3 separate regions of the Homo sapiens genome follow, and regions 1 and 2 are each linked to region 3. The links are chromatin loops, found by intact Hi-C in ENCODE. Cell type or tissue: endothelial cell of umbilical vein. All regions are shown on one strand. Region 1 overlaps KCNMA1 (potassium calcium-activated channel subfamily M alpha 1). Region 2 overlaps KCNMA1 (potassium calcium-activated channel subfamily M alpha 1). Region 3 overlaps KCNMA1 (potassium calcium-activated channel subfamily M alpha 1).

Region 1 (8,000 bases), 140 kb before region 3:
ATTGTAGGCTGGAAACAGAAAGAACATTGATCAAACGTTTGTCACTTCTTTGTTTTGGGAACATCTCAAATATTTTCTTTTAGCTATTTTGAAATGTAGAGTAAATTATTATTAACTGTAGTCGTTCTGTTGTGCTACTGAACACTAGATCTTATTCCTTCCATCTACCTGTATTTTTGTGCCTATTGTATAGATAGACCTGGACCTTGAACCCAGAACTTTTGATGCCCAAATCCCTGATCTTCCTGAGTATATTAGGTTCCTTCAGGAAAAATGAGATGCTTTTCAGTGGTAATGTTTATGCTTCGCTATAATAAATACACATAAACGTGGATAGAGAAAGGACCTCGTATCTAGTTTCTTCCTAGGACACCAGTTGGTTATCGTTTGATGCATTTTCTTTAAGCCTGCTTGTACCAATTTTTTAAATTATTTCAACTTCTTTAGCTCTGACTGTACCCTCTGCCAATTTTGTATGCTGCCTTCTGCCTCCCAGTTACTATAACAAACATCTCCTATGTAAACCCTTTTTATGACTACATTCTACTTGGTATGGCTGCACCATAATTTCTCTAGTGTAGGATATTTAGGCTGTTTCTGCTGTTTGGCTATTATAAATAACATAGCAATAATCATCTCTGAGCTAGAAGTTTTCCTAATGATTTTATCTTTAGGTTTCTGGGATGAGCATAGGGCTGGATGTTTGCCAGGCTAGGGAGAAGCTGGGGAGGAGCCTGGTAACGCCCTGAGGGGGAAGCCTGGCCTGGAGTTACCTGGCTGCCTGGCTCAAGTGTGCCCTTGGCAGGGGCTGCTGGCCTAGAGGCCAGCACCAAGCAGCATAGTGGGCCAGCTTTGGCATAGATGGAGCAAGAGAGGGAAGGGTTCTCCCTCTGTAATCAGGAGTAGAACATTCAGGCATGGAGCTAAGACAAATGAGTACCTTTTAGAGCTTTGGCTCTATAGAGACAGTACAGGTGGCCATGAGGTGGTAAGGAACAGTCACACATTTATAGCCTCCCCACAGTTCATCCTTCTGATATTTCTGCCCTGAGTTACCAATGAGCAACAGGCAGTTCTCTCCCACAAAGCCTAAGCAGGGGGAGTTCATCCTCCTTTGTTAGGATTTGATTTTATCAGAGGGATATTTGGAGGTCAGTGGCTGGAAGAATAATGCTGTCAGAGTTTGGTGACTCTTGCCGGGCAGTGATGGAGGTGGGGGAGGGGCAGAGCCTGGCACACAAATCTGGGGAAGAGTGGTGGGATGCGGGAAGAAAGACTGGTCCCTGTACTCAAGGAGATTAGGATCCTTAGGGCTTTTACTTCCAACATTTACTGTTCCTCCTCCCGGGATGCCTGCCTTCCTCTTGTTTGGCTTGTGTTTGCAAATGAAGCAGACAAGTTCTAGAGAAGTTAAATGATTTGTCCTAAGTCATGTAATCATTGACTAGGGAAGGGAAACTAGACCCGGAGCTCCAGCTTCACGGGTGCCCTTTCTCCTGTGTCATGCAGCCGCTTCTGTGTGTTGGCTAGTCTGCCCAGTAGACTCTGCTCCTTGGGGCTCTGGTTGTGTCTGACCTTGTTGAATCCCCTGCATGTGTAGTATGACCTTGTTGGGGTGTCTCAACACTGGGCATGTTAGCAACACTGAGGGATGAAAGCACTGTCATGCCCTGGATGGTCAGCCCTGGTTTGTTGAATGCACGAGTGTTCATATGTCAGAAATACATATGCATTCACTCTACAAATATTTTCAAACATTTATTATGTTCCCAGCATAATAGTAGAGCTTCTACTATTGCAGGGGAGAAAGTCTTCAATAAAAGTTATAGAATAATTAATTACAGATGGTAGAGGAGCTAAGGAAGAGAGTGATTTCAGGTTGCCAAGAGAACATACTCAGAGAGGCATGATAGCTTTTGGGGACCCTGTCAGTATCATCAGGATAGCCCGGACTCAGAAGTTAGTCTCTCATAGAGCCAATAGGAAGGTTTTGGCAAATCTGGATTTTTTCACTTGCATTCTGGTTTTGGTTCTGCTATTGACTATCAGGGTTACTTTGAAAAAACCATTTGCTTCTTTATGTCTTGCTTGCTTTATCTGTAAAATGAAGAGGTTGTAAAATTCTTCTGTAAATCATTTAATTACCACCCTCTTCCCCCATGGAAACAAACCTAGAAAATCCTAACTTTGCTTTAAAAATATTCAGTACATGGAATATTTTAGTGTTCATGTTTTCTCTTTTGAGTGGGGTTTGGCCATTGGCTGGTTCTTGGATAAAATTTGGAGGGAGGTATTCTCCAGGCTTAAATGAGTGAAAAAGTCTGGGAAAAAATAAACCAACCCTACCTCCTTCCCACCCAAGGAGTGTCCTTTGCATCTGGCATCGCTGTGTTTTCATTCGCTGGTCAGTCCCTCATCTGCTGCCAACCTCTTCCCTTCCTGGCTTGGTCAGAAGGTCCAGAGAGCCCACTGTACTGGCGGGGAGAATCTGTCCCTTTTGCGCACATCATTGGGAACTCAAAGTCATCTCGTGTTGGAGTCAAATGACGTGTTAGCACACGCCTGCTTGGGGGATCCTCCTGCAGTTGGCATATTGCGTGACACACGGGGGGATTCTCATCGTGCTGGAATGCATGGCCAGCCCCTTCTTTCTCCAAGCACAGTTCAGTGCATTTTCCCCCCAGTTGCTGCTTCTCGTAGGAGATTATTTCTGATTCGTATTGAGTTGTTACTGGAAAACACTTCAGAGAGATAATGAGCTGGGTAGTTTTCCTCTTCATTTTTCTTTGTTGTTGTTGAATTCATATGGGTAACTGGGCTCTCCACTTACACTTTATTGATTCCTGAATTTAGGGCATAGCTCTGTAATTGGCAATTTCCTCAGTGCCACGTGGGCAGAGAGAAGTACTGTGCCTGGGGCTGCTGACTCTGCAGGAAGCTGTAGGGGCACTTCCTTTTAGCCCTGGACTGACACAGCTGAGTGCCCGTGGGCAAGTCCCTTGTTGCCTCTTTCTTGGCTCTGGTTTTTCCTTGCTGTCTTGTGAGGGGTCAGACCAGATGACTTTGAGCACCAGCCCTTCCAGTTCTTGAATTTTCCAGGCTAGGTTGGAAGCCCTTTTCTTTGGTGGGTTTATGCATGAAGGGCCGGGTGTTTCTGTGTTCACGGATGACACTGCTGATCCCATGTGCTCTTGTCATTGTTTTCCTTGGAGGGCTGAGGGATGTGTGCTGAGTCACGCACATGCACAGCCGGAGTCCCTTGTGACTAAGCTGTGCATTTGCAGGAGCGCTGGCAGGGTCGGTGGTACAGCCTCTGAACTGGGACAGCTTGAACCCAGCGTTGCCTGGAGTGGGAATAAACCTTGACCTTGCTGGCGTGGGTGAGGGGCACCTGCCCAGGGAGCTAACTGGTCTGGACTCATACAGTGCTCTCCTTCTGTCCATTTCAGTATGCTGGCTGTCAGCTTTGTTTATGCATAGATGAATTACTCTCATTTCAGATTATCGTGGAAAATCTTGCTGTCAAGTTCTTAGGACAGGATTAAGTAGAATAGGTGATAAAGGTCATTGGCATTATTTACAATCTCTTGACTTTCATTCACCCCCATCTGCTGTAGACAAGCTGGATGCTTACAAGAGCGGCAAAGACTTGGGACTTAGAATCAGGCACACCCAAGTTTGAAGCCCCGCGTGGTGCTTTCTGGCTGCGTCACCTTGAACGCTTGCTTCCCCAAGTCTCGGTTTTTCTAAAATGGTAGGAAACAGCTTTGTTTGGCCTAAGAGGTTTGCTGGTGGAGACTAAGTGAGCTACTGCTGTGTTTTGCCACACCTCAATGCTGGTGGGATGCAAGATGCTTTGAGGAGGGACACAGACGAATTTCTTATTATAGTTGTGTATTTGAATACACTTGTGGAAAAATAGAACTAGTACATCAGAGCTCGTGATTTCACAGATATTATTGCCCAGGACAATGCTAATTTGAAAAAATCGAGACAATTTCAAGTTGATTTCAAGGATAATATGCACTGAATATTAGTGCAGGCAGGCAGGCGGGGCAGAAATCAGGAAGATGGGAGAGAATGACAGAATTTGGAGTACTACTGAGACCTACACTACAGGTCTCCTATAGAACATGTGGTGGGAGCAGAATAAATGCATCTTTCTCTTTGTGTCTGTCCTGGTACAAGGAATGTTTGGGGCATTGGTATAAGAAGCTCCCAGAGAAAAGGTGATGGTGACTTAGCTTTGTGCACTGCATCACCCTCACAGGCAACGCTGTCTGCTCTAGGCGTGACTTGCACTAAGTGAATGTGGACAAGATGGCCACTTTTTCTAGATCCTTCTGGGGAAGCTGTTAGTTGTAATAGTGTTAGAACCTAAGAGCTAGAAGAGACTTTGGAGATGATTTACTGCATTTTATGTTAGACTTAGACAATTTTTTTACAAAAGGGAAAAATTAAAAAGCCCCAGAGAGACCTGGACTTACTCAAAGCCACACAAGTAGTTGAGCACAGTGGCTGAGATGAATCATTTTGTGTCTTTCCCCAAGGATCTCTCTTTCCTTGTCCCTCTGTCTATCCTGGTCAATAGCATCATTGTTTGAAGTGAGTTTTTGGAACAGGACCCAGCTGCATTCGGTGGGTTAGTCCAGCACCACAAGGATCTGTCCTTTAGCATTGCCTGTGTCTCTGGCCTTCTCGTGTTAGTTAGAAGATTGAGGAGGCAACCATGTAGACACTGCTGGAGGAAGAGGAAACGAATTTAAAAGTCACAAGTTTTGGCCTCAGATGCCTGTGGTGTTGAACATTATTAGCTTTGTTGTCGGGGCATGCGCCTGACCTCCCGGAGTCTCAATTTCCTCCTCTATAAGGTGGCTTTTACCTCTGCAGGTTTGAATGAGGTAAGAGGTGGGGAGAGCCTAGTACTTGGCTCCCTTGAAGAAAGTAGCGGAGACTGAATCCAAGGCCAGGCTGTCCACTCCAAACTGGGATTAGGATGTCATGGTTCTTCAGCCCCTGACTTTCCTGACAAAGGCCCACGTGGGGGCTCTTGGTTGGCCTGGTCACTCTCTGCTTGGGGTGTCCTCATTCTTTTCCCTGGAGAGGTTCTGGGATCAGGGGTGAGAATGGGGTTAAGTTATCTAGGAATTGAGAGTCCCTTCTTCATAACTAATTTTTCTTTCCTATCTCATGACTTCTAGATAATAGTCTGTAGTTTTAACTCATTTGTTATTTATATAATTTCTCTGTGCTCGGCTCTAAGGGTATAAGAGTAAATTAGATCTGGCCCTTGCATGGAAGAAGCTTACAGCTGAGGTGGGGAGCTCTGTCTAGCATGCACAGAACATGGTGCTTTGACAAAGGGTAGGTGCCGGGGAGTGAGGTGGGAGCCCTGAGGAGGAGATCTTAACAAGGGAAAGCCTTCTACAGCAGGCAGGGGCTGAGCTGGGTTTGAAGGGCTGAGAGGAGCTAGGCTGGCTGAGGTGGGAGGGTGCTGGGGTGGCAGGGGCTGCACTCCTGGCAGAGGGAATAGCACAGGAAAGGCCCAGAGGTGAGCTGGGAAACCACAGGCAGAGTGGTGCAGGGGGAAAAAGAGGGGAGGGCAGGAACACAGTGGGGGAACTTAGTGCATAACAACAATGCCCTCAACCCTTTTGCCTGGCTCTTCACCACGTGAGAGGACTCAGGGGAGAAGAGTCTGAGTGCTGTGCCCTTTCTGAATTCTTTTTTTTTATTATTATGGTAAAATATACACACTATAAAATTGACCATTGTGAGATTTTAAGTATACAACCAGAATTCTGTTCAACCATCTGTGCTACTTACTTCCAGAACCGTCCAGCACTGCAGATGGAAACCCTGGACCAATGGGGAGTCACTGCCGTTCTCTCCTCCATCCAGCCTGAGAACCTGTGATCTGCTTGCTGCTTCTTGAGGCCTATTTGGATATTTCCTATGAGTAGAATGATAGGATATGTGGCCTTTTGTGTCCGGCTTCTTCCACTTAGCATAATGTTCTTGAGGTTCACCTGTGTTGTGGCATGCAGCAGTACTCCGTTCCTTTAGTTCTGTGCATGGCCACACCACATTTTTCTTATTCATACATCAGTTGATGGACATCTGTGTTGTTTCCGCCTTTGGCTATTGTGAATAGTGCTGCTATGAACACTTGTGTACGAGCTTTTGTTGGTATCTTTTCTTTTCTTTTTTTTTTTTTTTGAGATGGGCTCTCACTCTGTCACCCAGGCTGGAGTGCAGTGACACAATCTCAGCTCACTGCAACCTCTGCCTCCTGGTTCAAGCGATTCTCCTGCCTCAGCCTCCCGAGTTGCTGGGATTACAGGTATCCGCCATCACACCCGGCTAATTTTTTGTATTTTTAGTAGAGACAGGGTTTCACCATGTTGGCCAGGCTGGTCTCAAACTCCTGACCTCAGGTGATCTGCCTGCCTCGGCCTCCCAAAGTACTGGGATTACAGGCATGAACCACTGTGCCAGGCCTGTGTTTGATTTGGGGTATATGCCTAGGAATGGGATTGCTAGATCCTATGGTAATGCTGTGTTTAACTTATTGAGGAAATTGCTGGATTCTTGAGGATGTGTTTCAGGTCCACCCTCTGTTGTTGCCTTGACCTTGTTACTTGCTCTGTTGGGTGCAAGCTCTGAGGCATGGGCTAGACACCTTGTGCCAGGTCCTGTTTTCCATCCTCACAAGCAACCCCAGGTGGTGGGCACTCTTCTTGGTCCTGGTTTTCAGATGAGGAGATGCAGGCACAGAGTGGTTAAGCATCATACCCAAGGTCACACAGCTTGTGAGTAGAGGGTCTGGGAATTGAACCCAGACAGGCTGTCCAGAGTGCAGTCTCTCCCCAACACACCCCATGGTGCCTCAGAGACAGGAGTCCCATAGACAACATCCTGGATGGAGCCTGTAGCCTCCTGATGGTGGTTGGAGGCTGTGCGCACAGCATGGAGCCCGAGCCAGCCCCTGGGGATGAGGGCTGCACCAGGGCCCACTCAGCCACCCTCCACCCTGTGTTCTTTCCTTGCCTTGCCTCCCCTCTGCACTCCTTCCTTGTGCCTCCTCCTCACTCCCCACCAGCCTCACCTCTCTCTCGCTCTCTCTCTTTCTTTCTCTTTTAATAAATGGAAATGGTTTATGGGCTCTTCTAGAAATTGCACCTGCCTTCTGGTTATAACTGGGGAGAGAGAGAGGAAGAGACACAGAGAAGAGACAGAGAGGCCTCCTTCAGCAGATCTGGGTATGCCCATGGGACCTCCTGGCCTGGACATCCTGGTGGTGCTTTCAGGCCTGCCACAGAAGTGACCCTGAGTTGGCTCTGGCTCTAATGTCTGAGAGTGCCTTCTTCCCCTCTCCCCCTGTGACTGCCTGCAGGACAGCGCAATTCCTCTGCCATTGTGTAAGCAGCCCCCACAGATGATACTCCATGCTAGGGAATTAACTACTTGTTGAAAAGCACTTGTGTGTTCCCCTGGCTGAGGCTGAAAGTGGGGGATCCCTGGGGAAGGGGGTGGCCTGGCTATGGATGGGGAGAAGGCCCTCTGGGGAAATGAAGAGGGGAGCCCCAAGCCAGTTCGTCCTGTGGGAGCTGGCCCAGATTATGGTTCATAATGTAAATTTGGGAGTATGCCAGGGCCATATTAATACTGCATGAGGCAGTAAGGGGACCTTGGGCTTGAAACCCGAGCTGTGGCCTAGAATGGAACTGAACAGTGGGCCTTGTCTTAAAGGGACATGACGAGCTCCCAGAAGTATGTGTCGGCATTATTTCCCTCTAATGCTGTTTACTATATTTGTACACAATGCCCCCAAAGGATTTGAAAAGGAAATGGCAATGTAATAAGAGAGGTATTTTTTGTTGCACATGCGAGCATGCTCATTGACTTAATTATTGTTTCTTTTGTTACCTTGGTGAATTAGAGAGGGGGAGATATGGAGAGGGAGGATGGGAAGTTGGAGAGGGGGAAGAGAGAGAGAG
Region 2 (8,000 bases), 140 kb after region 3:
CATTTTGCACCAGGCTCCTTCTTTGCATCAGGTGTTAGGGACAGATTTTTTTTTTTTTTTTTTTGAGATGGAGTCTCACTCTGTTGCCCAGGCTGGAGTGCAATGGCACCATCTCGGCTAACTGCAACCTCTGCCTCCCAAGTTCAAGAGATTCTTCTGCCTCATCCTCCTGAGTAGCTGGGAATACAGGTGAGCGCCACCATGCCTGGCTAACTTTTTATATTTTTAGTAGAGACAGGGTTTCACCATATTGGCCAGGCTGGTCTCGAACTCCTGACCTCGTGATCCCCCCACCTCGGCCTCCCAAAGTGCTGGGATTACAGGTGTGAGCCACCATGCCCAGCCCACTTTTATATTTTTTTATTTTGCTTTTTTTGGAGACAGAGTCTCACTTCGTTGTCCAGGCTGGAGTGTAGTGGCATACTCTTGGCTCACTGCAACCTCTGCCTCCAGGGTTCAAGTGATTCTCCTGTTTCAACTTCCCAAGTAGCTGGGACTACAGGTGTGCACCACCACAACTGCTAATTTTTGCATTTTTTGGTAGAGCCAGGGTTTCACTGTGTTGGACAGGCTGGTCTAGAACTCCTGGCCTCAAGTGATCCACCTGTCATGGCCTCCCAAAGTGCTGGGATTACAGGCATGAGCCACTGCACCCTGCCCTTAAAAAAAAATACACCGTGTATGTGTGTTCCTGGCATTCTTTTGTGCAAACACATGTCTTGTTTGATCTTGGAGTTTTGAAAATAGATGACTCAAACACCATTGTTCCAATGACATTTATCAAATTGCTTTTGTTTTTAGGAATCTGGCACACCGAGTACTCAATATCTCCACACAGTATATGGGTGTTTTCAGTAAATCTGAGAAGGTGACAATTCATACTGTCCAAGATGGCTGAGGTAATTTGTTGAGCTCAGACTATGGCAAGTTTAGCAACCAGGACAGGCTCTCAAGCAAGCTAGCAGAAGTGCCCTAAGAGGCAATGCTCAAATTATCTGTGTATCACACTGCTGCCCCCAAGCCCTTGTGTGGGACAATGCTTTGTTACATGCTTGGTTATTGTCTTATTCTATGACTCAGCTGCTGTAGGGCAGGGATGCTTTGCTTTCTGGGGTACTGTGCTTTCCTTGGCCTCATTTTACCATGTCCCTTGGGCTTCTGTCCTCCTTGTCCCTGAAACTATAGAAGCTTGCAAAAGGATTCCCAATGGCCTCAGCCCTTCGTGAAGAGATATTAGAGTAGTGGTACTATGTAGAAAGGAAGGACATTTTGGGAAAGGAGAGGATATTGAGATAAGGGCCCTACTTTTTCTATCTTTACCCAGTTACTAATGATCCATCTAGGCAATAGTTCATTTTATATTGGCTAAACCTGTACTATATGATTTATCACTAATTGCATAATAGCATGGGATTAATCTACAGAAGAATGACTCTATAAAAAAGAGTATATTTTGCCAGGTGCAGTGGCTCATGCCTGTAATCCCAACACTTGGGGAGGCTGAGCCAGGTGGTTCACTTGAGGTCAGGAGTTTGAGACCAGCCTGGCCAACATGGTGAAACCCCCTCTCTACTAAAAATACAAAAAATTAGCCGGGTATGGTGGCAGGCACCTGTAGTCCCAGCTACTTGGGAGGCTGAGGCAAGATAATTGCTTGAACCTGGGAGGCAGAGGTTGCAGTGAACTGAGATCGCGCCACTGCACTCCAGCCTGGGCGACAGAACGAGGATCTGTCTAAAAAAAAAAAAAAAAGAGTATATTTCATGACTCCAAGTGGCCTCCCATCTTCTGTTTTTCTTGGGCCTTATGTATAGGATATGTTAAATACTTAGGTGACTATTTGGGGTGCTCTATAATAATACCATTACCATGCAGACTAAAATGTAATCATTTTGTGTTTTCAAACTTAGAGTTCTCAGACAATGGGGATTTGTTAGAGAGATAGAGAAAGAGAGAGACTAAACTGACACTTCTAAGGTGGCTTTGCTAGGGGCCTAGAGAAGACAAGTCTCTGATGGGGATTCTATTTTCATGGCCACATCCAAAGTATTGATGTGTTTTCTGCAGCACCTGGATCTGGGCTGACAATGTGATCAAGCCTGACACGATAAAGAGGCATTTAGCAAGTTTCAAGACTACGTGCACAGTTACCTTAATACTGAGAGGCAGATCATCTCCCCAGGGAGCATTTCATCGTACATCATGGGGCAGTTTGCCTATCCTGTATCTCATTGAGAGGAGGCCTTCCAGCTGAATACGTGGACCCAAATGCATGTCCATTCAACAGAGTCTTCAGGGCCAGGGAGCTGTGGAGGTTATTTCCCTCCTGGATTTCTTCCCTCTCTTACCCTATCAGAGAGATGCTGATATTTGAGTTTTCATCTTCAGAGGGTAGCAGGATTCCTGGCCTCCTCCTGTCACTGGCTGATTTGCTTAAATAAGGAATGCATTAGTCCCCATCACTGACTCCAAGTGGAGGCAGCTGGAGCAAATTAGGATCAGCTACATTGGCCATCTGGATGCTGCGAAATCATTGCCATTGCAGGGGTCTTAGATTTTGAGTTCCTTACAGAATGATGTAGATGCCATTTGCAAGGGCTTCTTTCCAGTCCTTTTCTGCAACAGTGGCTTTGGGTGGCATAGGCCTATATAGCCAGCTCTGACAGATGCTCAGCATTCACAGATACACACACAGGGAGCCAAATGGACAGGGATTAGTCTTAAATCAGCTGTTTATGAATGGAGAAGAGGCCCTTCTCCTGGGTTCTGGCCACACCCCTTCTCTTTGCAGCTTTTTGAGAATGAGGTCAGGGCCAGGATCTAACTGCTTATGCCTCAGAAATAGCAGCACAGATCAAAATTAATCTTAAGCTTTTTGTTTTGCTGCCTCCTTTAGATAATAGAGGAAAAAGCGAAGGCCTGCTCATGTTTTTGTTTGCTTGTTTTTGTGTGTACCTTTGAAAGGAACATATGAATGAATATGTGTGATGGGAGGGGTTGAGGTGAGGCAGCTAAGAGGGATTAGTGCTGGGCGGGTGATAATTACTGATAGACTGCAGCATTCAATTGGAGCATGTTTTAGTTGTTTTTTTTTTTAAATGGCAGAATGAAATAAACCTCAGTGGTGTATTGTTTTAGCACCTCCCTTTATATGGAGATTTTATCAGTTGCTATGAAACTGCATATTCCTTTTACAGTGTCCAATTGTTTTTAATGGTCATTTTCTGGGCTGTGCAAGCCACCATTCTGCCCCAGGAGCTCCATGCAGTTTTGCAATGCTTTAAATGAGTATCTCATGCAGATTTCATTTTCTGTCAGCCACTTTGGCACACATAAAAAATACAGGAGTGTGTGTGTGTGTGGGTGGGTGTAAAAGAGAGAGATTCTGTCTCTCATACATACACAGGCACACGTGCCCGCACACACACACACACACACACACACACACACAAAGCTTGATCATGCTTAGTCTTTACATAAATTGGGATTCCTCTCTACCCACCAGCCAAGGCCTGAGAGATGTCAATAGATGGACACTGAGGAGACTGACTTCCAATGCCCTTCAGCCTGCAGTCTCTTCAGGGTATTAGCATACCTGGAAAGGTTGACCTAGCAGCCAGGCATTGTGTGTAATGGTGGTGCTTACTTTTTATTCTCAGGCTTAATTGTTGGCTGAAAGCATCTTCTTTATTTCTGACTATCCTTTATTTGCATTAATAGTCTCCTCTGTGAAAGATTAAAGAAAGTAGAATGTGTACTGAGGACAGAAGTGTCAGTGTCAGCCTAATCTGCTACATATTCATTCTATGGACCTTAGCATGACAGGTATCCACTGAAGGAGATGCCAAAACTGTCTTCCATCCATGGAGATTAATTTTGAGTGAAGAGTGTAAAGTAGGACAAGGATTGTCACATAACTGGCCTAATGGATTGCCTAATTGACTTCCTGAACTGGAACTACTTTCCTAAATATTTCAGAAGTGTTCTAATCATATAGATCATACATGCAGTGAATATATCTTTATGTATGTCCACACATACACACACGGACATTTGTACGAGCAAATTTGTGATCTTCAAATTGGTATCTCTTATGTAGTGACAGAAAGTAGATTAGTGTGGTCTGGGGCTTGGAAATGGGAAAGGGGATTGATTTAACAGGCATGAGGGATCTTACTGGGATGATGAAAATGTTCTGAAACTGGATTACAGTGATGATTGCATAACTTAGTAGATTTACTAAAGTCATTGATGAATTGTACTTTTTAAATGGGTGAATATTGTGGTATGTAAATTATGCCTCAATGAAGCTGTTAAAGTTGATATTCCTCTATTGGAGTTCCTGCAGATCCTAGACTACATATAATATTAAAAATTGTATCACCCTAAATTTTCACCTGCTTTTTTCCCACTGAAGTTTATCAACTACAATTGCAGAGAAGCTGGACTTCGAGATAACAGGGTCAGATAAAAACCCAGTGCCCTGAGACATAAAAGGCTACCCTGACCCCTATTGGCAAGGAGCGAGGTTGCTGCCCATTGCTGTATGAAGAGCCAAACCTGAAGCAGTAATGGGGGGCTGGGGATGAGGGTGAGATTTCCAAGCAGGTCCCCAAGGGCAATGGGCACCGTATTTCAAAGCTGCTTCGGTATGTGTCAAAAAACCCAAACATCCTGAGGTCCAACTCTTAAGTGATGGCATTCTCCTCTTCTTTTACAGGTTGTCTTAGTCTTTGCTCTCAGCATCGGTGCACTTGTAATATACTTCATAGATTCATCAAAGTGAGTATTCAAATATACTTTCTTGCCCTCGTTTCATAAACAATCATGAGCCTTTACATTGATCCATTTATTTACCTTGACACCAACCTTTGCAAGACCTTCTGAGTGCAGAAGATTTTGGAGGAAGCTAGTGCTGTACTGTACTGATTTTCTAAATGGGAAAGAAAGTTCTCAGAAGGAAGGCTATTTTGAGTCTGCTGGCATAGGAGGGTGAGGTATATGAGGTCAAGTCTTCTTGCTGGGTATTACTTATTTTTAAAGAGCTGTTTCCTAATGATGTATTTGCACTGAAGATGTCAAGTAGTTAAGATGACTTGATGGGAATTTGCAACTTCTGGGAGGGTGACAGTTTCCCACAGATGAGGGTCTGAGCCATTCTTGCTATGGTTGTAGGATCCTTTTCTCAATTGGGTTTCCAATGCTTTGATCTTACTGGAGGTCAGATTAGAAAGCATGATGCTATCCTTTCACCTGCCAATCGGGTATTCAGCTGAAGCATTGCACGCTGGTGCTTCTTGACTTGTGAAGGTAAGGAGATGGATGGAGGAGTTCATCATGACCCCCAGAGGTGGAGGCCCTGGCCATTTGAGGACTTCTAGAGTGGACACTCATGCAGACTCCTTGGGTGCCAGCCGAATGGACTGGTGCTCCAGAGTGAGCCTGGGTGACAGATGATAAAGACCTTGCAGAAGGATGAAGAGGGCACAGACTAGAACTGCAATGTTGCAGCCAGTTCTGCCCTGATTCCTGCAGGTGCCAACCCTGAGGAAATAATTTGTTCCAACTATACTATTGCAAATCATGAAGTTGATGGCATCTGGGAAACAAGCTGGAGTCTAACTCATTTTCTGTTGTGGCGTGAACTTGGCAACTCTGGTGACAATGGCCTTGAGCTTGTTGCCTTTATTGTCCACTGTGTGAGTGTTTTGAACTTTAAACTCTATCCCTGGCATGGTTGGCTACTAGACTTTGATACTAGGAAACCTGCTTGGTGTGCCTGTTGGCTCAGACTCTGGTGTGCCTGAATTCTGAGCTTAGTGCTCCTTTCCTGTGGCTTGGGATGGTGGTAATTTCATGCACAGCTAAACTCAGAATTTCTCAGAGCCATCTGGTCACCGGCCAAGGATTTTGTGCATTTGGGTGGAGAGGCCAAAATGTCAGTCAGGGAAAACAAAGCAAATATCTCCTTTAATAACCTGTCTCTGGGAATCAGCCAAGTTTAAGCCTATCAGAGGTCCTTCAGCCCACCCCACATGCGAGGCTGGGCTGCCCTCACCCATCTCAGATGGAGAGTCCTTTAAACGCTGTCAGGAGACAAGATTCCACATGCTCCCTCCATCAGCTCTCCCGAGCCAAGAAAGAGAAGAGCTTGTTTAAGTTTGGAAGACTCCCATTGGCATGTCATTGAAGGTAAGCCCCCTTTTAAATATTTACTGTTAATGATTCTGGATCCTATTTGTATTGAACTGAAGATCCTCTAAAGCCCCTGGTCTTATTTCTCCAATCTCTCTCCAGGGGTGTTCTTACATGTCGTGGGGTGCAGACCCTGCCAACTTCCATGCTGAGACTCAGGAAAGAGGTTTGGGCTTGAAGCTTGTATGTCCCAGAGAAAGAAAACCCTAATGTGGAGGTGAGTGTGTTGATGGGTTAGAAGTCCAGATGCCTCAGCCAGCACCTTCCTTCCCTTTTCGTTTTTTTATTTTTTTTATTTTTTTAACCTTTTGTCCCTCTGTATTTCTCAGAAATAAAATGCTCTTTAGATGGATTTGGATTGTGTCTTTTTTTACAGTCTACTATGAGGCAGTCTTTTGTTCTGTAGATCCTGGTGTTCTCTGTTTCCGTGTGAGAAGATGAAAAGGAATGAAATTCCCCAATGCACCCTCTTCCCCTAATGTCCTACACCATCTCAATGTCCTTTGGCTTTAATTGTGATCCTTCTAGGCCTTGGCGAAGATGGCACTGGGAGTCCTCTCTGATTCTGGTTTCTTTTATGAACTTGCAAATAGTCTATCCCAAGGATGGAACTTCAGTCCTGTCCTCACCTTTTCCTGGCAAAAATGCCCATAAGGTTAGAAACAAGGCTATTCCCATTCTGCCTGAGGACTGTCGTAGCCTCATCCCAGCTTTAGCCTTTCTTCTCTGTTGCTAAACTGTGTGATTTGGCATAGCAAGGCTTTGTTTATAAGAAGACCTTCTGGTTATTTATATAGAAACTTTTCATTTTCATGACTTCATTTTGTTCTGAGAGCATATCCGAAGATTCTGTCCGGTGGCAGGCCCAATCAGTGGATTCAGCACAAGGGAGTTTTCCATCTTCCTTGGGAAAGACGGCAAGCAAGCTCAGTTTTAGTTTGGGAGAGAATTAGTGTAGAATCTCTAAAGCCATCTCTATGGTAAGTCCATAGATTTCCAGGAATAAAACACAGTGAAACCTATTAAAAAATTATAATCGAGCTTAGTGAATGAGAAAAAAAAATGAAGTTCTATCCACATATAAGATGCAAATGGAAAGAAAGTGAGAAAGTAGAATGTACATTCTTAAAATCCATGTCTTTCATTCAAAACTGTTACCAGTTTTACACATTCATGGTTTGGCTGGCCATCTGGGTATTTTGGAAAGACAGCTTTAAACTTCTCGTGGAAGTTATACTAAATCATCACCCTGGAAAAAAAGCACCCAGAATTCTCCAGATGAATTGTAGCTAGTATTTACACCCTTCAAATAAATGAATCAGGGGACAGTCTATAGGCTTTCCCACAAGTGAATCTAAACCAACAGACATGCGTGAAATGGCTTGTCTCAGTGAATTTTAGCCAGAGCTGCCCCTCCCCTCCAGAATGCTGAGGACTATCCTGTAGCACAAGTTTGAGATTCCAGGCTCTCTGCACCCAGCCCTTTGAAAAGTGCAAGGAATGCCGATTAATGTATAAAACAGGCTCCCTAGGTCTGCTGGACCAGCTATGTCTCGAGGCAGGCCAGCTCCAGTTGTGCAAGTGGACAAGCAGGCTAGGTAGTTATTTTACTTCTGTCCATTAGCAATACAGCTCAGAGAAAGGTCATCATTGGTGGTTTATGATCTTTTTAACCTTTTAAAGCTCTTTTTACTATCCAGAGGTGATGGATAAGTCACTTCCAAAGACAGCTGCACACCTTTCATTTTTGGCCATTAGGCAAAGACAGATCCCAGCATAGGGCGTTTTCTTTGGGTCTGATCTTA
Region 3 (8,000 bases):
AGCAGTCTCCCCCGACAGGTAGTGAGCTGCCTGTTACTAGAAATATTCAAAGAGCAGCAGGATCGCATTTCATAGTGCTGTTGCTGACAGTTGGTTAGACTTTATCCTCATGGCTTTAATTAGGTTCCATAGAACACTAGACCCACGAATTGTTCCCGGATAAAAATGGTTCCCTGGGAACTTGGATAGACTTCATTTCTCATCCCCCTCCTCGAGATTGCCAATGCATATCAGCATATAAATACTTACAGAAGTCCTGCAGTCAGAAAGCGGAAAGGCTCTGTTTTGCCCAGCATTTTCCATTTTCATTTCCCTGTGGAATCCTTTCCCCATGTAATACCTGTGGGCATCACATAGCACTCACTTTGGGAAACATTTAATTAGCCCAGGGATCAGTTAGTTATAGCCTGTGGGACAGTCTGGCTCATTGCCTCTTTTGTGTGGTTCATAAGCTAAGGATGGTTTTTACATTTTTTTATTTTTTTTTCAGAGACAAGGTTTCACTCTATTGCTCAGGCTGGAGTGCATTGGTGCAATCATAGCTCCCTGCAACCTCAAACTCCTGGGTTCAAGCGATCCTTCTGCCTCAGCCTCCCTGATAGCTGGGATTACAGGTGCAGGCCACCATGACATGCTATGTTTTCTTAAATTTTTTGTACTGATGGGGTTCTACTGTGTTGCCCAGGTTGGTCTTGAACCCCTGGGCCCAGGCAATCCTCTCACCTTGACCTCCCAAAGTGCTGGGATTACAGATGTGAGCCACCATACCTGGCCTAAATGGTTATTTTTTAAAAATCAAAATAAGTGTATTTTGTGACATGTGAAAGCTATATGAAATTCAAATTTCAGCGTCCATAAACAAAGTTGCATTGGAATACAGCCATGCTCACTCATTTACGTATCGTCTGTGGCTGCTTCTGTAAGAAGCTACAAAGGCAGAGTTGAGTAGTATCCGGAGTCCAAAACACCCACCAGCCTAAAATAATTACCATCTGTCCCTGTAAAGAAACAATTGCCACTCCCTGTATGCCTGTCAATATTCCTCTTCAAGTGGCCTACAGGACTTGCTCCATAAGTTACCTATGGCATAGGTAATAGATAAGATATAACATCTGTCCCCTTCTCATGGGGACGTGTCTACATTCACTTCCCCAAGCTCAACTAAGTACTGCATTAGAGATGGAGAGGCCAGAGCCAGGTGGGTCCCCAAGTTCCATAGCAGATTCCCAGCTGGGGTGAACATATGGATTTCCACTTCGCAAGGTCAGGAGAATATGTCTGAGAATTTTGTAGCAGCATCATTCCTTGAGTTTCTCCATCCACCTGCCCACTGCTTCGGCAGCCCCCACACCCCAGGCCCTGCTGGCAGCTCAGAGTCTAAGCCTTACCCCCAAGAGGACCCCTGATCAGGGCCTGCAGGCCAGGCACCTCAGCTCGCAGCAGCTTCTGGTCTGCAGGCCTCGAGCCATGTGCTGGGCTCTCCGGCACGCCCTGTAAAGAGCAGCTGTTAATTTTACTAGCTGGTGTGTTGGCTCCTCTGCCCTCCCCAGGGCTGCTGTGAAAATGAAGGAGAGTTTCAGAAATCAACCCTCAGTTGGCTCCAGAGTGAGGAAGAGCCTCCTGGTCCAGGGACAGCCCACTTGATCCTGGCCACTCATCTCTGGCTCCCAGGCCCTCAGGGCTCTGATGGCAAGTGCTGGCATGGCTGTTTTCCCTCTCCTCTGAAGTTTCCAGGTGCATGTGGGTGCCTGCTTTGGCCTTCCATCCCATTGTCTGTCTGCCCATCCATCTATGTCCATTCATCCACCTGTGTGATCCACCGACATTGATTGGTGTTCCCTAGTATACAGAACTGAGCGTAGCACAGGTCAGTGGGGGCCTGGTAAGCAAGCAGAGCACTTGCAGCCTCTGTGCAGTCAGCAGCCAGTCCGGCCTGCTTCTGCCGGTCCTGTCTTGTCTCTGTCCGCTTTGCTTCAGTCTCTGTTGGGGCCTGGGAGTGAGAAACCCTGCCCCTTTGTCAGTGCATCATGATCTGAACTAGAGCTCCTACTCTTTTTTGATCTCCATCTTGCTCCTTGTGTCTCGTTCTCACTTGATTGGAACAAACAAGGAGGATGGGTGGAGCCCATAGCAGCCTCAAAACTCACTTCAGCTCTTGCATTGCCTCTCTCCCTGGGACACCCATCTTGGGAAGGAGCTGCTGTGTGTGGTGCGGCTGGGCAGTTGGAAGCCCAGCCTCTGCAGACTCCTGACTCCCAGCTCCATCTGTCTCAGGGGCTTGGCTTTTACCCTGGGCGAGTGGCTTCATTGTCTCATACCTCAGTTTCCTCATCTACAAAATGGGGACAATAATAGTCCCTGCCTCTTAATGAGTTAATGCATGTAAAATATTTAGAACAGTGCCTCTGACATGGTTAGTGCTTGATAAGCATGGTTATTATTATTTTTGTTATTGTGTGTGTGAGCCCGGTCACCATGTCATGGAGGAAATGGGCTGGTATGGAGACAGACGGGTCAGGGGGTGAAGAACAAATCCTTTTCTGGGGCAGGGGTAGAAGAACAGCCCTTGAGCCTCCCCAAACCCAGACATCTTCCAAGAGTGCTGAGCAGCTCTGGGCAGGGCCATCTGAAAGGCTCTGAATGCCCCAGGCAAGCCCTGGTTTGGATCCATCCAGATGATGATGTTTGCTCTGTGCACACACTTAATTCAGGCTTGTCCAGGCTGCGTCCTCTTTGCAGCTGGCTCATGCCAGCCTGACTCACCATTGTCAAATTGGCCAGGAAATTCTCACTTCATATAGCCTCCCTGAGCTGGCTGGGGACTGGAGAACGGGCTGGGCTCTCCCTGGAGCTGTACGTTGTGGGCGCATGTGTCACAGGAAATGCCTTGGCAGGACAACAGATGAGTCTTAAGGAAAAAGGGTCAAGTGCACTTACTGTGGTCTCCGTATCCACTTCTCCCTGGAGGTGGGGCGAGGCTGACAGGGCAGGGACAGGCTGGTTTCGGAGGGCACATCTGCACCAGTATTTGGGGAGGTGGGTTTGATGTACATTTTGACAGGTAGTGACCACACATTCATTGAAAGGAGATGGGAAAGCGTGTGAGGTCACCAGAAGATAAAGACCCAGATTCTACTGCACATGCGAGGCAGCTCCTCTGAGCTATTCCTCCATCCCTTCATCCATTCCTTCAAACATTCTGGAGCACCTGCTCGGGGTCAGATACTGTTCAATGTGCTGGACATATGTTGGTTCATTCAGCAAAAGCTGCAAAGTGCAGTCATCCAAAGTGTTGAAGGTGGAAATGTTATGCTTGCATTTTCTAGAATGATTTGGGGTGGCAAGGTTTCTGAAGTAGGGTTTAGTGATAAGTCAGAACCTGTGACCCATCTCTCAGTCCCTTGGACAGGCCTGGGAGCTCAGACATTCTAGTCCTGATTGCACATCCTGTGCAGTTCTGCAGCTGAATCCCAGGGGCCTGGGCAAATATGTGAGTAGTTGGTTTCCCTCCCTGCCTCCCTCCCTTCCCTCCCTTGCCTCCCTTACCTTCCTTCCCTTCCCTCCCTTCCTTTCCCTCCCTTCCCTTCCCTCTCTCCCTTCCTTCTTTCCCTCTCTCCCTTCCTTCCTTCCTCCCCACTGCCCCCTCCCACCTCCCCCACTCCTCCCTCCTCCCTCCCTCCCTTCCTCCCTCCCTCCCTTCCTTCCTCGCCTCATTCCATTCCTCCGTCCTTCCCTCCCTCCTTCCCAACCCATGAAAGCTGGCGCCCCCTGGAGGCATTTCAGGAAATGAAATGTCTGTATTTGCGGCTACTGAGTTGGGCTGGGAGACTTTTCTTACCCAGGTTTTCCCCCAAGGCCTTCAGAGGGTGCTGATGGCTTAGCACTCCGTTTTTGTCAGAAAAATATCCTTAGAGCCTCCATTTCAGCTGCGAGAAAGTTTGTTTAGCAGGGAGACTCAAAAATAGAGATGATGATGACAAAGTCATCAGCCTTTGTCGTTGCAGGGGAGTGCATGCTTGGAAAGTCACACTCGGGACCACACGCAAGCTGATGCTTCCAAGTTTAGTTTACGAGGCTATGTTTAGGAGGAGGCAGACTGACTCGTGCCTACGGGCCCCAAACAGCCCAATTTGGTGCACTAAAAGCCTCATTTTTAGACTCTGGGTCCAGAGTGAGGCTTTTTCCAGAAAAAAACAAACAAACAAACAAACAAACAAACAAACAAAAAACCTACTTCAGGGAAATGACAACAACAGAAAGCCACCATTTGCCCTAAAATTTTTATTGTAAAAACTATTCTCTCCTGTTTGAGTAGTGAGGGATCTAGGACATAACAGTGGCTTCTCTGGCTTTCTTAAGGAATCAGGGCACTTGGAAACTCAATTAAATGTACCCAAGCCTCTTAAGCACCAAGGCTATCTTTTTGCTCATCCAGTTAATTTCAGTTTGTAAAATTGGCCTTGTGCTGACATGATGGAGACGGGGTGAGGGTGGGAAGCCAGGGTCCTCTGTGAGCGGAAGCTTGCTTCTCTGTTCACAAGCCTCCAAGGGCACACATCCTTCCCTGGGGCATCAAGGGGGACCATTAAACCTGTTTGCACCACGTCCCTGGGAGAGCAAACTTCTGGGCCTTCCTTGTTTACTGGAGGTTGGTTAATTCGGAAGGTAGATGGACTGGGCATATTGGTTCCCCACTGGCAGGAGCAGCCCAGGATTCAGCAGGTTAACGCAAAGGATCGAGAAACTATCACCTTCCTAGAACTGTTCCCAGACTTTTAGCAAACAGGCTGAATTTTGACCTTTTTCCCATTTTTCTTTTTAATCCTCCCTCCCCACATGTTTTGTGGCTTTTGGTGAAATGGCTGTCCTAAGGGAAACAGGACAGTTCATTGAAAAGGAGAGAGAAAGTAAAGACCCCTTTCCCACACCACCTTCCCTCAGATGCAGCCTTTGCTTACACTAAAAATAGCTTGAAACAGAGGCTGAATCACAAAAAAAAAAGTGGCATTTCAGGGGACAGAGGCTGCCAGCTCCCTGGCTGCTGCTGAAGTCTGTTGGGTTTGTTGGTCTCTGAGCCCCGACTTGCCCAGGAAGGCGTGGGGTTTGGAAGTGTACTGGGATAGGTCCAGAACATTCTTTTTGTTTCTAGAGCAAGGGCCTGGTTGTGTCTGCCTTGGTTGGAGAGTCTGTCCAGAGCTAATTATATCAGCAGGCACTGATAGAGCCTCTGCCTGGTGTTATGCCTCAGGGGTGGAAAATCACTTCCTGCAAAGGAAAGGAGTTGTTTTCAGGAGCTCCTTAATCCCTGAGGCACCTGCATGGGCTCCCAGGGAAGCTGCCAGGAGGTTATTGTTTCCTCTGAACCATGAGGTGGGCAACTTGGTTTCTTGGCCACCTGAGATCTCTCCAGGAAAAAGCTCAGATCATCAGAAAGAGAGAAAACAGTTTACTCACCTTGGTCTATGCTGTGTGTCTCTCTGGCCCTTGGGGATTCATGACAGTGTTTGAGATCAATTCTGGATATGGGAGAAGAGAGGCAAGTCACTTACTTTTATCTGAGGAGCTGCAATCAGCAGAAACCTGGATACTAACCCTGGCTTTGCTATCACTTTTCTGGTTGACCTTGGACAAGTCAATTCCCTCTCCAAGGCCTCAGCATCTCCATAAATAGAGGGGGCCGCAGTAGTTTTTCAGTAGTTCGTTCCCTTGCAGCCCAAAATATCTTTATGTTTTCTTATCCCCTTCACTGTCCTTCATCAGCAAAGGCCACAAGTGTTAGGCTCACATCTACTGTGCCCTTGGCCCTGTGCTAGGCACCAGGAGAACTGCAAAAGGAGAGAGAATGCACTTTTCTTAGCTGCCAGAGTGATTGGCGTGAAGCAGAGTTCATCAAGGGGTGTCTCTGCATGGCTCTCCCATGGTTTTGCCTCCATTTGAAGTAAAATCTGAAACTGTGTCCCTGGCTTACAAGGCCCCGTGAGTTACGGTGCCTGCTTTTGACTCACCTCCAATGATTCTTTTCCTTCTTTGCTCCTTTCTAGAGAAGAAGCAAAGCCTATAGGTAGAAGCATGTAGATGGGCCTGAGGCACTGGGCAGGGGGAAGGATGCCGTGGGAGGAGGGGGCCATATTCCAAAGGGCCAGCTCAATGAGAAGGAGTTGGCTTCTTTTGAATCATTTCAGCCATGGAGCTCTCTTTTGGAACCTTCCTCAGTTGGAAGCCTCTAAGGGGATGTTGTTCCTAGTTGGTATCAAACGTGGTGACCCCACTAGCCCCAAATTTGACTGGAAGAGCCTCCTTTCCAATTGAGTATCCTCTGCTTGAGGAGCTCTTGGGTGAGATAACAGCCCCTATCCTTTGCTCTTTGTATTGCTTTTGACTGAACTGCTGCAAATCATGGGGCCCCTGAAAGTCCATCCCTCCTCCAGAGGTAGAAGCGCCTCCATCTCTGTGTACCTGAAAACAATAAAAGGCATGTTTATTTAAAATAATGACTGCCGGAGGCCCCCAGGAGGGGCTGAGGATCGAGGAAACATTACTGTGGCCAAAGTCATTTTTTATTTCTGGAGCAAGGTAGCAGACTCAGGGGGGTGGCAGGAGCTGCCAAGCTAGCCCCCAAATTTATAGCAAGGGTGTTAAACACTGTGGGTGATCAGTGGAGTTGACATTGCAGAAATTCCCCAAATGAAAATTCCTTGTAGGTTAACTTTTAGATGAACTTTAAAAAACAGGGGCAACAGACCCTCAATGGGCTATTTCAAGTGTTTCCAATTTCATTAACATGATTTAAGCAAAGACTCCCCCTTGCCTCCCTGGATGCTAAATTAGAAAACATCACTATTCCTCTGCCCTTGTGCCTAGTTTGCAAACCAGTGGGTTTATCTGGTTGTTTTCCCCAGAGTTGGAGCACTGCAGCTGTTTCCATAGCACTGCGGCCCACAGGGAGTTGTGTGTTGGGGGCTCAGTTGTTGTCTTACAGAAAAAAACCTTGTAAAGGCAATTCAGCAAGCCACCCTTCTAGCACCAAGAGATACAATTCCTCTTCCCGGGGCTGAGATGGAGAGATACAGATAGAGAGAAAAGAAATAAATAAATAACCAGTTTCTCTTTCATTTAACTCTCAGAAACAGCCTCTGGTGCTAATTATTTCTGCTGTAGATTTTGTCAGACTTTGAATCCCAATCCTTTTGCCATAGGTGGTATATTTTAGAGATGCAAAATGATATAAAAAACAATCCACTTTCCTGAAAGATAATTTTGTGTACATTAAACAGACACATTAAGCCATTTACAAGAGAGTTGTTTGTTCTCAGGGATTTGGAGGAAATCTGAATTTCTAATTCTGGGCTCTTTAATAATTTTCAAAAGAACTGAGGCTAATGATTAAACGTCTTTGAACTTCCCCAGGCTGTCTTCTATCCCATGATCTCAAAGCATTTGAAAAGGAATAGAATTCTTTACCTTGATGAAATCAGCAGGAGAGTAGAGGAGACACCAGCCCCACCAGGAGCTTTGTGGCAGAATGGGGGAACGTAAAGTAAAGAGGCTCAAGAAAAGTGCACAAGGTCACTTTCAGAGCTTCAGATGTGGAGTTGAATGAAGAGCCTTCATACCAGTTCTTATTTCACAGCCTTGGCTGCTAAGACTTGGAAAGAAGGCCAAAGAGAAAAGAAAACCAAGGTAGGACTTAGTTAAGGATGTCTATAATGAGATTACACATGACATGCAATCTTATCTGGCTCTAGTGTTTAAGGATTAGAAGAGATCAAGTCTAGCAATGGTGAACTTTCATCATCTTTCATCAGCTTTCATCTTCTGGGTTCATTCTGATTGATCAGTAGCAGCTACAGAGAATATTTGGCCAAAGATTTAAGGTTCAGCAGCAAACAGTCATAATGGCTCTGCTCTAAAGAATTCCGAGGGCTGGGTGCAGTGGCTCACGTCTGTAATCCCAGCACTTTGGGAGGCCAAGGCAGGTGGATCACTTGAGGTCAGGAGTT

What was found. Hi-C counts contacts between places; a loop is a spot of excess contacts. Peaks named below come from ENCODE experiments on the same cell type or tissue, not always from the same donor. Only the 100,000 strongest peaks of a DNase experiment are listed, where the experiment ranks them.
Region 1: a loop joins it to region 3, with 2.6 times the contacts of the local background. A loop is called at or near these places in 2 of 110 quality-filtered maps.
Region 2: a loop joins it to region 3, with 2.0 times the contacts of the local background. A loop is called at or near these places in 11 of 110 quality-filtered maps.

What each region holds. Positions count from the first base shown.
Region 1 is chr10:77,526,828-77,534,827 of GRCh38, reverse strand. The region is part of intron 1 of KCNMA1 (potassium calcium-activated channel subfamily M alpha 1); the gene reads left to right. LOC124902464 (a long non-coding RNA gene) reads left to right here. Exons shown (of 2, transcript XR_007062205.1): 2 at 1-8,000. Among named protein-coding and RNA genes, the nearest start is that of KCNMA1, 110 kb to the left of the region's middle. RefSeq lists enhancers at 2,796-3,295, 2,309-3,508, 3,296-3,797. In endothelial cell of umbilical vein, no CTCF peak of the experiment used is centred here; a DNase peak (open chromatin) is centred at 3,217.
Region 2 is chr10:77,247,977-77,255,976 of GRCh38, reverse strand. KCNMA1 (potassium calcium-activated channel subfamily M alpha 1) reads left to right here. Exons shown (of 28, transcript NM_001161352.2): 3 at 4,721-4,782. Among named protein-coding and RNA genes, the nearest start is that of KCNMA1-AS3, 99 kb to the left of the region's middle. In endothelial cell of umbilical vein, a CTCF peak has its summit at 4,520 (motif pointing left); a DNase peak (open chromatin) is centred at 4,496; H3K27me3 peaks cover 196 bases.
Region 3 is chr10:77,387,839-77,395,838 of GRCh38, reverse strand. The region is part of intron 2 of KCNMA1 (potassium calcium-activated channel subfamily M alpha 1); the gene reads left to right. Among named protein-coding and RNA genes, the nearest start is that of KCNMA1-AS3, 41 kb to the right of the region's middle. In endothelial cell of umbilical vein, a CTCF peak has its summit at 3,788 (motif pointing left); DNase peaks (open chromatin) are centred at 2,838 and 3,768; H3K27ac peaks cover 3,974 bases.